2 separate regions of the Homo sapiens genome follow, and region 1 is linked to region 2. Evidence: read pairs that join two places in POLR2A ChIA-PET (ENCODE). Cell type or tissue: Caco-2. All regions are shown on one strand.

Region 1 (8,000 bases), 120 kb before region 2:
CTTCCCGAGTTCTCCAGGTCTTTCCGACAGCGTAGATCTTCGGACCTTTTCGCCCTGGGACCCGGTGGAGCCCGCTTTAGGAGATCCTGTTTCGGCGGCGACTTGGCCGGCGGGAGTCAATGCGCGACACTGGGGCTGCTTCTGGGTGGACGCCTTTGGAGGAACCGAGGGGGCCCTGGGAATGGAGCATGGGCCTAGATGGCATTCACCATACCCCGATGGGAATAGATACTCCTGGAGGGCAATGCCTCCCTCTGCGCCCCTCTGCGCCCCGCTTCCGCCCGGGTAGTCGATGGGTGACCGAGCAGCCGGAGGAAGGAAGTGGGGAGACCCTCTCTCTCCAGACCCACACCCCCGACCGCTGGGCCCCGCTTCGGGCCATCTCGCCGGATTGGACTGCCTCGCGTGCATTACTCAAAACACAGTCAGCCCTCTGTGCCTGCGTCGGTTTTTGGGGATTTGGTGAGGAAGCCCGCGGGCCGAGAACTCTCAGCTCTCTCCACGGAGCTGGAGGCCCAGGAGAAACACGGGGCGGGAGCGGGGAGGCGGCTGGAGGCCCCTGTGGGTCCGCTGCTTCCCGCTGGACGGCGGCGCGGGCTCTCGGCGGCGCGGGCTCTTGATGTCCCTGGAGCGACCTGAGACAGACTCCAACCCACGCAGGAGAAACACGGGTCTTGGGTCTGGGCCCCTACCCACAAATTTGCCCGAATTCCTTTCCTCCCCGGACAATAGCCTCAGCTCTCTTCTGAGTCCTCCACAGTAAAAATATAGAGAAACGGAGACATGGAAGTATAAAGAGATATGCCTGAACCGGGTCAAGAAGGGAATCTTGGGGATGTTTTTGTAGTCAGCAGGAGCCTTGGCGACCCTGGAGGATCAATCGTGATGGGGAACAGGCAGATAAGGATGGCCCAAGGTGGGGGTGCGGGGCATCTATGCCAGGAGAGGAGTTGCAGGATGGACAGAGAGATCCCTCTCCCCCGGAGTCCCCAGAAGGAGCCCCGGGAAGGGGGACTCTGACTTGAGAACCAGTAAGCGAACTTCCCAGGCTTCTGGTGTCTCCTCAAAACGCAGCCTCTCAGAAGCCAAAATGATGCAAACATCGTGGAATTATAAAGCGACTGATTTACTCCCCCCCGGAACCAGCAAACCCTCCGCTTTCCTTCTTTCTCCATTTCACTGATGGCAGCATTTCACCTCCTCCACTCCCTTCCTGGGGATTCTGCTGTCCCTCATCAGTCCCTCCAAAGAAACTACTAAAAGAAGGAAAGACCACTGTCAGCCAAGCACGGCCCTTGGAATCTTGTTTCTCAATCCCCCATTCCACTCTCTTTCCCCTGGCGGGGGGCCCTCTGACTGATGTGGCTAAATGGAGGGGTGGGGGGTTGGGGCGGAGATTAGAATCTGAGTATTTGCCCAAATGCTTCAGCCTTCTTTGTTGTGAATATAGCTGTGGCTCTGTCACATCAAACAAGTAGAGATAACCAAGAATAAGACTAATGATGAAAATGAAAATAAAAATAAAAACTTCCCTATACAGGCTACCAAACACACGCACACCACACACACACACACACACACACACACACACACACAAACGTGTAGGCTGTCTGGGGCTTTAAAAATGTGGGTGGGTCTCTAGTCCTGATTCTGGGCCTATAACTTGATGAAAGAGATGAGATTAGAGCTGATAAAACTTCTGGATCACTCTAGATTGTTTTGTTTACAAGCAACAAACCAAAACACTTCCCTCTCAATATTCAATCGGTAGAGGTGAGTAATTGAGAGATTTTCCTGCACTGACAGGTCGATCAGCTCTTGGCCGGGAGAGAAGGGGCTGGGGTCTACTCTTAGCTAAGGGCAAGGGGACTTGACCAGCTCCTTACAGGAGCTAACAACTCAGGGAAAGTGAAAATTCCAGCCAATCAACTATTGTTTGGTCGAAGACAAGCCAAACAATGGCTCTGGCTGATTTCTCCCAGAATTGGCAGGGCTGGCTGGTTATTTTGTCATCCTAGAAAGCCAACCTAGCAGGTGCTGAGCCGAGCCAGGTATACCTGTGTTAAAACAAGTTCTGGATAATCCCAGCCTCCACTACCCTCCTATCCAGCTCTCTGGGACTTCCCATCAGCTCTGCTCTGCGTGCCCTGAAAGTCCCTGATTTCTTTAACTACAATTTTCATCCTTTTTCTTTTCCCTATGTGAGCTCCCATCTGTCCCTCTGTCCCTCTGCCTGTCTGTCACAGACTTCTTCCATTTCTCTGGAGTGAGGGTTCTCTGGATTCAATACCTCTGGTCTGGCAAAGGAATTAACCCATCTCTGGTTAACTGGCTCCTTCAAAGCCTGGATCAGCTCATCTGCGTGTAAGGACGCAGCTGCTGTTGCTCCGTCACTGTGTCTTTTTGCAGGTGGGTGCTTGTGGGCACTGTTTCGCATGGCACTGTTTCGGATGGCACTGTTTCAGATGCCTAGTGGGGCAGATAAAGTTGTCTTCATGGGGAAAGTGACCCTCCACGGCCTGCATTTATTAAATTCCCACATACTTTGAAACTACATCACATTTATTTCCTTCCTCCTGGAACTGAAAGTTCAAGTAGGTCAGAGAAAGGAAGAAAATTTTATTTTTTTTCAAAAGTTTAGAGTCCCTAGGCCTGCCCATGCATGAAAAAGAAATTCCAGGCTGAGACTCTAGCTGAGACACAGACTTTATCCACTGTTTGGAAGGCCCAGAGGAACTTCAGGGACCAGTCAGGACAGAGTTCCAGGGTCTGCAGGGAGCTGAGGGGGTATTTGGAATCTAGCCTCTCTTTTACCTAGAAAAAAAAATGTCTGGCTTCCAGGTCAAGAAAGGGAATTAAAGGAGGCAAAAGGGAAAAGAAAACCAGGAAGAAAAAAAGCTGGAGGCTTCCTCCGCTCAGAACTGGCTTAGTGCAGGGCCCCTAGCAGAGCCTTCCACTTCCAACCCAGGGGTCAGACAAAAACTGAGAGAAAATAAACCATCCCGTTCTTCCTTCAGTTTCTCCTTCCTTCCTTCGCCAAAAAAAATCAGATCTTACCCTCTTTTCTGGGGCAGGAACCCAGGTGCAATGCCAGAGTCTCCCTTTCCTTCTCTGGCTGAACTCTGGGTAGGGGGCTCACAGTCTCCCTTGGATCCCTTCCCCTCCCCCACCCAACCCCCTCCTCTGCATTGCCTGGGTCTGGAGAAGGCACCTGGCAAACAGGTGGAGCTATGTAGAGTAGCCAGATGCACTCCCTCACCATTTCCAGATCCTGTTTACATGAACAGACTCAGCCCCCAACCCTACCATCCCAAAATGGTTTCAAAAATGTAGACTCCCTAATGCTGCAGACCAAGAGGCTCTGCAGTGTTAATGGCTCTTTGCGGGAGACTCACACCCATTCTGAACAGAAGCCTGTTTTGAAGATATGGGGCCTGGAGTTTTTAAGTTACACAGAAGGGAATATAAATCCCAGACAAGAGCAATTCCACGCTGTACAGGAGAGACCTTGAGATGTGAGATGAACATGGATCGTGGGTGATAAAGACCAAATTTCAGAGGTCCTGGCAGTAGGAGGAGCTTCAGCTGCCAGGTTAGCTGTAGAAAAACTCAGCATCAATTTCTATTCTGCAATGAGCTGGCTTCACATATCCTTTGCAGATACTGCAAAACAAATGACTAAAATATATAAATGTATATGTGTGTATACACGTATACATATATCTTATATATATACTATACATATAAAAACACCAGATGTTCTAAGAAATAAACCTCATCAAATCAGCAGTTGAGAAAACAAGACCCAGTTTCTTAGTACCCCTAGCCAGCCAAGTGAGCTCTCTTTAAACTGAAGTCACCCTTACATTTTGCCCCAAGACCCTCAAAGGATAAATATAAGTTTTGTGTAAGTCTCTGGAGAGGATAGCTCGCAGCCAGTTACTTAGAATGGATTATGTGAGATTCAGTTTACGAGTGCACATTGCATTTCACACATGAGTCACCTTGAATAACCCAATAATTAATTAAAACCAGGTCCTGCAGGGGAGAATTTATTATATTCCCTGGCTTCTTACGAGCTAGGTGTAGTCTGGAAATGAAAAATGTGAGGCCTCTTCAATAACGTCTGCACTGCATTCTGCACTCACGGAGTCACCCTCTCACCAGGTCCCAGAGAACAAAGTTTTGGGCAAGAGAGACTTCAGCTTAGAAGGGTAAAGCAGGTTTATTGCAGCCTGGTTGGGGCCCCTTCAGCTTCTGTAACCAGATTGGTCAGTGTTTCTTGAAATTCCTCTTGGAGAGAAGTTGGGGATTTGAGTAGTTGGTGCACCAAAGCTAGGAGCCCCAGATTGGCCGGGCGCGGTAGCTCACACCTGTAATTCCAGCACTTTGGGAGGTGGAGGCAGGCAGATCACCTGAGATCAGGAGTTCCAGACCACCCTGGTCAACATGGTGAAACCCTACCTCTACTAAAAATACAAAAATTAGCCAGGCATGGAGTCACGCGCCTGTAATCCCAGCTACTCGGGAGGCTGAGGCAGGAGAATCGCTTGAACCTGGGAGGTGGAGGTTACAGTGAGCTGCCGTTGCACTCCAGCCTGGGCGACAGAGCAAGATTCCATCTAAAAAAAAAAAGTTAGGGGTGTGCGCACCGGGAGAGGGGGACTCAGGGCTGAGATAAAGCCAGGCTCCAGGCTCCTTGGTGGTTCCTGGGGAAGAGGAGTGGGCATCCTGGTACTCTTCCCCATGCTAGGATGTCACAGCTTCTCCAGTGGGTCACCATCCAGCCCAGGTTTCTTCCTAGCTTGAGGGATGTGGGGCGTGTTATGGCTTTTTATACACAAGAGAACAAGTTTGTCTGCTGGTCCCTCTTCCAACCAAAATCTTCACCTTCTCCTCAAATACCACCAACTGTGAGAAAAACAATACTTTGTTATGTAGGCATCACACTCTTTGTAGAATCTCAATTTCCCTCATCTTGATTGATTGTCTCCAAGCAGCCCTGTAAGGAAGTATGGGCAGAGAGGATCACTTCCATTTTACAAATGAGAAGACCGAGGGCTGCAGAGAGGAGATGGCCAGTCCAAGGACACACAGCTTGAGCACAAGCCAGAGCAGAGACAGCAGTTCAGGCTTTCCACCTCAGTGGTACCCTAAAGGCAGGAAGGAGTGAGAGATGGCAGAGCTAGACTGGCCACTCCACCTCTGAAACAGACCATGTTCTTTCTTTGGTTTCCTTGGGAAGCATTCAGGCCTCTGGGTGCATCCCCAAGGCAGGAAATGAACAGTCCTGCCTCTAGAGCAGCAATCTTGCCTTTAGATCTGGAGCTGTGTATCCAGTGTTTGAAACTTACATAATCCAAAGACCCACCAGAGGATCCCATTCTTGGCTGCCTCCAGTGAGAGAAGGAATGAGGTCTCTCACTCCAAGAGCAATGAGGGGACCAAAGGGAGTCAGAAAGTGACATAGTGGGTGGGCAGGGGAGGGCACTGCTTATCCCAGCTCTCCTTTCTTTGGCAGGGAGTGGAGGGAAGGATGTAGCTCTCCTGTCCATATCTGGCTGCCACAGCCAGAGGACAAGTGAGGAAGAAACCTGTAAGAATCAGTTGTTTGGTTCAACATAGAGCAGTCATCTTTTCTGAGGATGTCCAATACCTTTTGAGAACTGGGTTGGCCCAGGTTTTTAAATAAAGTAATGGCATGAAAAATGGATTGGGAGCAATTGTTATAGGTTATAAGACAGTTGAGAGACATCAAGCAAATGTAATGTATGAACTTTGTTTAGATCCTGACTTAAACTAACTGTAAAAAGACATTTTTGAGAAAACTTAGGAAATTCAAACATGGATAGTATTAAGGAATTATTCTCAATTTTGTCCTGTGTGACAATCACATAAAGGTTATATATAAAAAAAGCAAAAGAAGAGTGGCTTACGCCCATAATCCCAACACTTCAAAAGGCCAAGGTTGGAGGATCCCTTGAGGCCAGGAGTTTAGAGACCAGCCTGGGCAACAAGCGAGACCTTGTCTCTACAAAAAATAAAATAAAACTAGGCTGGGCGCAGTGGCTCATGCCTATAATCCCACCACTTTGGGAAGCCAAAGAGGCAGATCACTTGAACAAGGGAGTTTGAGACCCATCTGGGAACCCCCGTCTCGACCAAAAAAAAAAAAATGTACCCAGGCATGGTAGCACATGCCTGTAGTCCTGTAGTCCTAGGCGTGGGATCCCTTGAGCCCAGGAGTTCAAGGCTTCAGTGACACTGCACTCCTGCCTGGGTGACAGAGCAAGATCCATCTCTAAAAACAAAAAAAAATTTTTTTAAACCTGTTAAAGATTCAAACTGAAGAATTTTGGAACAAAAAAAAAGAAAAAAAAAGAAAAGAAGTCTGGGATTTGCTTTAAAATACTCCAGAAAGAAGGCTGAGCCCGGTGCTCATCATAACTTTGGGAGGCCAAGGTGGGTGGATCACGAGGTCAGGAGATGGAGACCATCCTGGCTAACAAGGTGAAACCCTGTCTCTACTAAAAATACAAAAAATTAGCCAGGTGTGGTGGTGGGCGCCTGTAGTCCCAGCTACTTGGGAGGCAGAGTGAGACTCTGTCTCAAAAAAACAAAACAAAACAAAACAAAACGAAACAAAAAACCTCCAGAAAGAAATGCAATAAGATGGGCTATGAGTTGATTATTGTTGAAGCTGAGTGATAGGTATGAGGGGTTGAATTACACTTTTTTGTTTACTTTTCTGTATCTGTAAAATTTGCCATTAGAAAACAAATCAATAGGCTGGGCACGGTGGCTCACACCTGTAATCCCAGCACTTTGGGAGGCTGTGGCGGGTGGATCACGAGGTCAGGGGTTCAAGACCAGCCTGACCAACATGGTGAAACCCTGTCTCTACTAAAAATACAAGAATTAGCCAGGCATGGTGATGTGTGCCTATAATCCCAACTACTCAGGAGGCTGAGGCAGGAGAATCGCTTGAACTCGGGAGGCGAAGGTTGCAGTGAGCCGAGATCACGCCACCACACTCCAGCCTGGGCAACAGAGCGAGACTCCGTCTCAAGAAAAAGAAAAGAATAAAGCAGTAGGCTCATGTCCTAAAAAACCACACATGTACACCAATGTTCACCCTCAATTTTAAAGGGTGAGGCTTTGAGAGCCACCCATAAAATCAAATTCAGAATCCTCAGTGCCCACCAAATACCCATTTTTTTCCCCCATAGAAGGGACAGGCTTGGAAGGTGTTTTGGCACCAGGTTGACCCAACCATGCTTGTTGACCCAAACATGACAGTTTTCTGCTGTCAGTGTGGGTAACAGAGCCATTAGAGGAGTTTGAGCCTCCCACAATTCAACTCTAGGTGAACATTTGCCAGGTATAGCTCCTTTGTTACTCATGTGGACTCAGCCTCCAAAGTAAAACAGGGTGGGAGGAATGGGGTGGGAGGAAGAGGACAGAAATTGGTTCCCACTTTTGTAGTTTTAGAAGTCATGGGGGGCACTGATAAAAAAGATGACAGTGTATTAAAGGGTTTTCTTCATTTTATTTCATTTTTTGAGACGGAGTCTCACTCTGTCACCCAAGCTGGAGTGCAGTGGCACGATCTTGGCTCACTGCAACCTCTGCCACCCGGGTTCAAGCAATTCTCCTGCCTTAGCCTCCCGAGTGGCTGGGACAACAGGCATATGCCACCACGCCCGGCTAATTTATTTATTTATTTATTTATTTTTGTAGAGATGGGGTTTCACCATGTTGGCCAGGCTGGACTTGAACTCCTGACCTCAAGGATCCACCTGCCTCGGCCTCCCAAAATGCTGAGATTATAGGCTTGAGCCACCACTCCCAGCCGGGTTTCTTTATTTTAGAGTTCATGTTTTGATTTTTCCAAATTCCTTAATTTTTCCCTTTTCCCTTTAATAATTTCCCAAATATCTTAAGTCTGTTTTTAGTATTAGTTTGAGATACTAATGAGATATAATGAAATTTATTTCCAT
Region 2 (8,000 bases):
GGGTGGGGTATGGAGCAGTTTTGCTCTCTTAGGATAAGGTGACCCCCACTGAAGCAACCCCTTTACTAAGTGTCTTTGGAAGCTGGGCTCCAGGAGCCACAATCCTGTTTGCTATCCTCCTTCATGGTGGGTACCATTGTCTGGGGAGAAAACAAGGCTTTTTTGGTGGGAGGGAGTCCACAGTCTCTCAGCTGACCCTTTAATCATTTGCCTGAGCTGGAGTTGAACTCCAGTTTGGGGCAGCAGTGCTTTCCAGAAAGCTTGGCTGGGGTGGGACTCCTTGCTTGGTGCATTTACCTGGACGGCAAAGAGCTGGGATGCAGACTACAGGGCTTAGGGGCCAGTTCATTCTCTTTCCTCTGGAGTCATTGCTCCCTGAGAAGACCAAGACCTCCAAAACCTGTCATTTTAAAATTGTCTCCACTCTCCAGCTTCTTCATGAGCAAAGGCTAAGTTCCGATCTCAGAAAAGAGGCCTAAGTCCCCTTCTCACCCAGCACTCAGGAGCCACCAGGGAATAAAGGGCAACTCCTCAGACAGACAGCAACCCACAAACCCAAATCTTGTCTGCTGGGAGAACTCACCCTTGTAGAGCACAAGCCATCAGCCCAAGTGTTCTTCTTCCTCTAACTTCTTCCCTAAACTGAGTGGTCCTCTTGACTCCTCTCTTGTTGCAGAGAGGCAGCTGCAAAGTCAGGGCAGGAGAGGGAAGGGGAACCAGGAAGACGGCAGTCAGAGCGCAGTGCCTGCTTTGCTTGGGTCTTAAGGACAGCCCAGCGCTGTGACTTTTCAATAAATAAAAAAACCCCAGTCCGTAGTAAACATGTCCTTTTAGGCCCTAATTTATATACTACAGAAATCATATACTCAGCCCACCATGCTTCATAACACCATTATTTATGGCGGGGGAGGGAATCTTTTTTCCTGAAGAGTGTATTTATGACAGGTAAAGCCAACAGCAGACTTCATAGGGCTGGCAAATTGAGAACAGGTGCTTTGCCTTAACTGTGATTCATTCGCTCAGTGCCCAGCTTTTTCGCTGGTGAGTCCGGGGAGCTCCCTCGACTTTCCCAAGCGTCCAACCTCTGCTTGGAAGAATTTGCATCGGATTTTTGTTTCCCCACTTGGGTCCTATGGAAAAGGCAGACCTTCATGCTGTTTGGTTACGGATCTGCCGGGCTGTCACCCTCGGAGAGCAGGGGTGGGAAAGGAGGGGGCCAGATGGGCGCCGGCATTGATCTTTAAAAAATCATTTTGAAATCGCCATAATGTGAAGAAATATGGCGCTTCACCCTCGTATTTCACGTGTAATGACACGAGATGGCTTCATTTGGAAAGACAAGCGGGTGGGAGTGTGTGCCTGTGTGGGAGGTGATCCGCAGCCTTCTACAAGGCAGAGGGGTAGGTGGCCAAAAAGATACGGACTCAAGTTAGAGTGGCCCCTCTTTTGCTAAAAGGACCGGACTGAGGGCAGCCTGCCTTATTAGGACTCAGAGTCAGAGAGTTGCCGAGAAATCCACCCCAATCTACCCCTGAGCCTAACCAGAGGAGAACTGGGTCTGTCCAGGGGTCACACCTCCCCAAGTGCCAGGAGAGGCGACTGCAACCAGGGCAGAAGCTGAGGAGCAGGGGCTGGGAGAGGAGCGAGGAAGCCAGTCGGTGGGCCCCGGGGGAGTCCCTGTGCAGGGCCACAGAATAGATATATATAAAAAGGGCTATTTGGAAGCTCCAATGAAGGGGTCTGCAGGGGGTAAGGCAGTGAGGGGAAGAGACTGACCATGGGCTCGCTGTCCACACTGGCCCCTATATCGGTGTTTGGAAATCTCCAGAGCAGGAGCCTCAGGTGAGAGGAGTAGTACAGGAGGGCTGAAAACTCAGCCCAGGCTCCTTCCTCTTTGGATGGAAGGGGAGATAACTTGGGACCCCTTCCCTTGCTGACTGGGGATCCTTTCCCAGGCCTCTGCTCTGGTCACACCTCAGGAAAGTGGCCTTAACCCTTTCTCCTATTTAGCTCCCTCATCAGGGCAAATTTAGGGGCCTGGGTGGTTATTCAGTGGAGAAAAGGAGAAATGGCTTCCCTCACCCCCACCCCCCACGTCACCACCACCATCTTAAATCCATCCTTCTGGCCAGAGTCAGAGAAAGGCCCAATAAATGTAAAGGCGCTCTGGTTCCTTGTATTAAACTCTTTCCTAGGCTCACGTTTCCGGGACCTGATGGATCCCTTTAACCTCAAGTAGTTTCTAATTTCAGGACAGATAGTGGATTCTTGGACACTCAGTCGTTTTATTCACCTCTCTCCTCCTCCCTCAGCTACTGAGGGGCCCAGGGAAGCTCGCAGTCATGTAAATCTCTACAAAGAGTGCAAGGAGAGCCCCCTCCAAAGCGGACAACGTCCTAAAATCCCCAACTTTTCCCCTCATCATTTTACTTCATCTCCTGTGGATTGCTGCTGCTGTTGTTGTTTAATAAACATCTTTTGTCAAGGGGAAAGAGAAGAGGAAATGAGGGCCTGCGGGGTGGAGGTGTGTGTGGGGGGACAGGAGCACCTCCTCTTCCAGTATCCTCTCGGGCCTCTATGGCTTCTCCCCGGGCTGGGGCTCTCTCCCTCCCTCCGCCCTTGCTCTCCCTCCCTCCCCGACCCGCCTGGGGAGAGGGCTCTACAGCCTGCGTCCCTCCCAAGGCAGCCCGCCGCTTCCCTCCGCCTCTCCTCCGCCCCCGCCGCCCCATGTTGAGAACTGCCCCCCTTCCTGCAGCGGGAGGGGGGGACCGGGCGGCCGGTAGCTGGGGCTGAGGTTACGTGGCCGCCGGAGCCCTGACGTGATAGCACATTGCATCAGCATAAAACAATCCATCCTCGATATGGAGTGCGGTGCGGACGGATGACAGCGAGAGCGCAGCCCCCTCGCCCGATTGATTTATGTCGGAGCTGACGCTTTATCAGGCAGTCGGAAAAACTTTGACCAATCATTTTGCAAGGAGAGCTGAGACGGGCTGCTCCACTGTACTTTGTTGGCTGAGAAGTTGAGCAGGGGGTGGGGGTGGGAGGGTGGGGGGCTGGGGGGGTCGCGTCCGAAAGCCCTCACACCGGTCCGGGTGCCACCTCTCCCTGCTTGGGCGCCGCCGCGCGAGCGCTTCCCTTCCCCCTGCAAGCGCCCGGATAATGTCTGAGAATGTCCATTTCTGGGACGCTTAGCAGCTATTATGTCGACTCGATCATAAGTCACGAGAGTGAGGACGCGCCTCCAGCCAAGTTTCCTTCTGGCCAGTACGCGAGCTCGCGGCAGCCGGGCCACGCGGAGCACCTGGAGTTCCCCTCGTGCAGCTTCCAGCCCAAAGCGCCGGTGTTCGGCGCCTCCTGGGCGCCGCTGAGCCCGCACGCGTCCGGGAGCCTGCCGTCCGTCTACCACCCTTACATCCAGCCCCAGGGCGTCCCGCCGGCCGAGAGCAGGTACCTCCGCACCTGGCTGGAGCCGGCGCCGCGCGGCGAAGCGGCCCCGGGGCAGGGCCAGGCGGCGGTGAAGGCGGAGCCGCTGCTGGGCGCGCCTGGGGAGCTGCTCAAACAGGGCACGCCCGAGTACAGTTTGGAAACTTCGGCGGGCAGGGAGGCCGTGCTGTCTAATCAAAGACCCGGCTACGGGGACAATAAAATTTGCGAAGGAAGCGAGGACAAAGAGAGGCCGGATCAAAGTAAGTTATAAAAAGTGAGGAAATACCCAGGCCGAAGGCCAGGAGGGGGGCGGGGAGGGGAAAGGCAATAAACTGCGGACAATGTGAAGGGAAACTGCGGCGGTGGCCGGAGAGCGGGCCGGGAGGAGGAGGGGAGAGGAAGGAAAGACGGAGGGAAGGGGAAAGCTGCGTGCTCTAGAAGGGGAGACTGAGGCCGCCAGAGGAGCGCTGCCCCCACTTCTCCAAGTCCTGCGGGGAACAGGGGCTCGGGGATCGACTTGCAGCTCTCTCGGCCCTCTTTCCCCCTCTCTCCCGGAGGCCCCAGCTGAAAGCCCGGCCAGAGACCGGCGACGGCCGGGAGAGGAGCTGGCGGGGGCCGGGGCCAGCGGCCAGCGAGGCCGAGAGCCGGCGAGGGCAAGGGCCGGAGCGCACTGGGCTGCCCGGGGCCGTGCGGCTGGCAGAGCTCCCCGCGCCACGCGCAGACCGTAAAAGCCGGCCAAGGGGAAGGGGGAGGGAGCTCATTAGGATTTTATTTGCGATGCAACAGCTTGGCGGAGGATTGTTCCTAGCAGATCTCGCGCTGTAGCCGCGCAGAGTCCGCAACCGGCGACAGGAGGGGCGGGGGAAGCCCAGGACGCGGTGACTGAGCCCCCTCCCCGGATGCGCCGGCCCCTCCCCGGGAGCCTTCCCTCCGGTGGCCCCTCTCCTCCTCGGCGTCCTCGCAGGGGCTACCGCTTCCTTTTCTGCGGTCCCCCGCTGCTCTCTGCGGGGCTCCCGAGCCCCAGCCCGGGCTGTCCGCCTCTTGGGGAGTCGGGGAATCGCTTCCGAATATCGGGGCATCTCGAAGGGACCCCGGGGAGAGGAGGGGTGGGGGGAAGAGAGAGTTGCAGAGAGGCGGAGAACTTTACCCTTTGTGGGTAGTTTCCCGTCACCTCCCACTCCTCAAAAGCACCCCGGCCAGAACGCCAAGTCTGGCTGATTTTCAGGAGGTGCTACTAGATGAGAAGAGAGGGTTCTCCTATTATTTATTTTTAAGGTTGAGAAGGGCTCATCGGTGAGGGAACTCAGCCTCAAACAATGACTCGCAGGCTGGTGGATCAGGTCCTCGTTTCTTACTCTTTTTGGGAAGTAGGGATGTTTTAGTCTCTCCTTGCCCTGCTAGATTTCCCATTGACGGAGTGGCCCCAGGGCCCTTTAGAGCATCCTTGCCTGCTGGAGAGTAAAGAGCAGCCCCATTCCTTGCAGGGTCCTGTCACCTCCAACCTGCCAGGTGGAATCCTAAGAGCTGGCATTTAGGGAACACATTCTTCCCCAACCCTCCCCGCACACTCCCAAACAGATCCCCCACCCTAAACCCCCAAATTCTGCCTGAAAAGCCCATTATGGCAAGGCAGCCATTTGGCTAGGATCAATTATTAACAGTTTTTTCCCTCTTTCATATTTAATGCGGCTGCGGGTCCCATCCCAGGCAATCACATTAAGGAAATAGCGCTGCAAATTGGTAAGACACGGTACTTAGTGTAGGATGAACCAAATTTTTTATATAAAAAAATCCAGTGTTTTTCACTTGGGGAGAAGGAAGCTAGTAGCTGGTGGCTGTTATTTTTAATTGGCTTAGCTTTATTTGGCAACTTTTTTGAGTTCCAGAGTAGGGGGAGAGAAGGTAAGAAGAGAAGCCTGTATATATTTTTGTTTCCTCTCTTCCACTCGGTTACCCTCTTCTCCCCTCCAGCCCCCACATAGGATCAATTAAGGCTAGGTGTGCTGTGAAGGGCTTCCTTTTACCTCCACATCACCCCTGGCTCCCCACCTTGGGACTGGAGCAATTTTATTCCCTAATTTCCCTGCACTTGCGTTAACCAAACTGTGAGCTGAGCAGGAGCTGAAAAGGAGAGAGACTATTGCAACCATAAGTTATCTGTGAGCCCCCAGTGCTCCCCTGTCCATAAGCTGGAGTTGATAAATGGTTGCAATTGCATTGCGTGTGAATTGGAGTGTGCTGGCTGTTTGTGGCTCTAAGTGCAGACCCATATTCGTGGTGTGTGGTGGTGGCAGGGGGGGAGATTTCTACGCAGACACACATGCCTGCTGCCATGTGGTCTAGAGACACAAGCTTGTTTGTGATCAAGGCAGGGGATATTGGGACTGGACTGAAGGGCTGAGAGGTCTCTTGGGGTGAAGTGACACCCCAAATGCAGTGACTGAACAGACATCTCACTTCCCCACCCAACTCCTCCTCTCACCTCCTAGAGCCAGGACCCTTCAGGTCAGCCACCCACCCCTAGTCAGCCTGGGAGTGCTGCTGGTGGGACTTCAACCATGCTGAACTCTGACCTGAGTCCTAAGCAGTTTGGACCCAAGTAGAGAAAAATTGAGAGGGAACTTGATGTAGGCAGAGCTTTGGAAGTGCTGAGGAAGCCTGGGCCCACGTTTGGCTCCATCCTTTCCACACAGCCTCTCACCTGGAGGTGTCTATAGCAATGGCTGGCCCATCTGTGACACCCTTCCTGGGAGCTTGAAGACCCAGGTGGCCTCTTCTCCAGTGCAAGATGGGGAGTGGAGACCAAGGGAGTGCCCTCTTGATCTGGGGCCCTTCACCCCCTTCCTTTCTTTGATTCTATCGCTGCTTCTCTTTCAGCCAACCCCTCCGCCAACTGGCTGCACGCTCGCTCTTCCCGGAAAAAGCGCTGTCCCTACACCAAATACCAGACGCTGGAGCTAGAGAAGGAGTTTCTGTTCAATATGTACCTCACCAGGGACCGTAGGCACGAAGTGGCCAGACTCCTCAATCTGAGTGAGAGACAAGTCAAAATCTGGTTTCAGAACCGGCGGATGAAAATGAAGAAAATGAATAAGGAGCAGGGCAAAGAGTAAAGATTAAAGATTACCCCCAGTCCTCCCTAGCTCTTCCCCATCTCACTCTTAGTTATGTGACGACTGCAAAGCCAGTGCTGTCTGGGATGTATTCAAGTGAATGGGGAAGGGAGTCTCTCTTCCAAGTCCTTTATCTGCACCTAGAACCTCCCTCCTTTCCTTTGCCCTTACCTGTCTCTCTCTTCTCTCTAGGTGTCAGGAGAAAGTTTTGTTGATTTAGAAGATAGAAATAGTTGGTTCCTAAGAATGTGATGGGCCACAAGGAAAGAGAGACCCCAGTCAAGCTCCTAGTATGCCCTGTAATTTTTCTGGGAAGTCCTAGCCCCTCACTTCCAGCTTGCCTGTTTCTTCTCTACACCCACCCAAAAGTCACCCAGGGACACTCCAACTCTACACAGCTCAGCAGACATCCACACACAGTAATGGGGTGAGCTCACAACCACCATTCAGTCAAGTGAGGTGACACTCCAGTTGCAGACCATCGCACACCAAATTTGGCAAAACAGCCCTCAGACTGTCAGGCAAGCCCGGGTTCTACCCCTAATGCAAATACCCACCAGGGAGATGTCTAGAGGCAGACTCCTGAGTGAGGTGTTGCAGCCCAAAGGCTGCAGCATTGCCATACCATTCCCATGGAGTTGCCAACTATTCTCAGGCCAAGGGCCATGGGGAAGATGGAGCAAACCTAGCCCCCAAGCCGGTGGGCTAGAAAGTACAAGAAAAGGCAGCACGTGGTTTTATGAAGCTATCTTAGGTGGAGCTACTCCCCACCTCCCACCAACATATACATTTTGTTGCAGGAAATGTTTAATTCCGCATGATGTTTCCCTCTCCTTCCAACAAAAGAAGGTCAAACTGTGGGTCGTAGAGCCTTGACAATGTTGTCCTCCTGTTCATCTGTGCACCACTTGACAGACTGTAGCTTCTCTTGCTCTCGACCGGCCCTGCATTCTTCCGCACCCTCCCTAGCTCTGAAATCAACTCTCTTCGGTCGTATCCACCTTGCACCCGCAAGTCAAGCCGCCCCTTGTAGAAAAATCCCTCCACCTTCCGTTCCCCGCTAGGTCAACCCCACTGTAGACAGGAAAGCCAGGCCAGGAGAGTCCGAATGAGAATTTATTGTGAATCGATTCCCAAGCTCCCTTCCGGGACAAGTGGTCTGGGACAGGGAGGAGCAACGGCCCCAGCGCGCAACGCTCTGCGCGTTCCTCCGAATCCCGTCGGCTTCTCGACCCACGCAGAGAAGCCCCGGGCTTGGCGGCTCTAGCCCCAGCGCCAAAGGAGACCCGCCCCAGGGCCGGGCTTGGCCTCCTGCTTCATGGGCCTGGATGCAGATCTGCGTGGCTGGTGCGTGCGCGCGCTTCTGGGAAACAGTCCCGCGTGCAAAGGAAAGGGGCAAAATGGCACCTAAGCATCAGATGGAAGCTTACTCTCTGCTTCCGTTCCTCCCCCTGCTCC

Evidence for each region. ChIA-PET counts read pairs that join two places held together with the same protein. Peaks named below come from ENCODE experiments on the same cell type or tissue, not always from the same donor. Only the 100,000 strongest peaks of a DNase experiment are listed, where the experiment ranks them.
Region 1: POLR2A ChIA-PET joins it to region 2 with 10 read pairs; 2 of 35 experiments call an interaction of 5 or more read pairs at or near these places.

Annotation. Positions count from the first base shown.
Region 1 is chr17:48,740,035-48,748,034 of GRCh38, reverse strand. It overlaps LOC105371811 (a long non-coding RNA gene), which reads right to left. Exons shown (of 3, transcript XR_934823.2): 3 at 4,570-4,911. Among named protein-coding and RNA genes, the nearest start is that of HOXB13, 15 kb to the right of the region's middle. In Caco-2, no CTCF peak of the experiment used is centred here; no DNase peak of the experiment used is centred here.
Region 2 is chr17:48,621,442-48,629,441 of GRCh38, reverse strand. HOXB9 (homeobox B9) reads left to right here and starts at 3,084. Exons shown (of 2, transcript NM_024017.5): 1 at 3,084-3,689; 2 at 6,307-8,000. The coding sequence starts at 3,173. The coding sequence ends at 6,542. It overlaps HOXB-AS4 (HOXB cluster antisense RNA 4), which reads right to left and starts at 744. Exons shown (of 2, transcript NR_046611.1): 1 at 584-744. RefSeq lists a silencer at 1,988-2,143 and an enhancer at 3,554-4,231. In Caco-2, no CTCF peak of the experiment used is centred here; DNase peaks (open chromatin) are centred at 2,761, 3,431 and 4,161; H3K4me3 peaks cover 2,354 bases; H3K27me3 peaks cover 3,076 bases.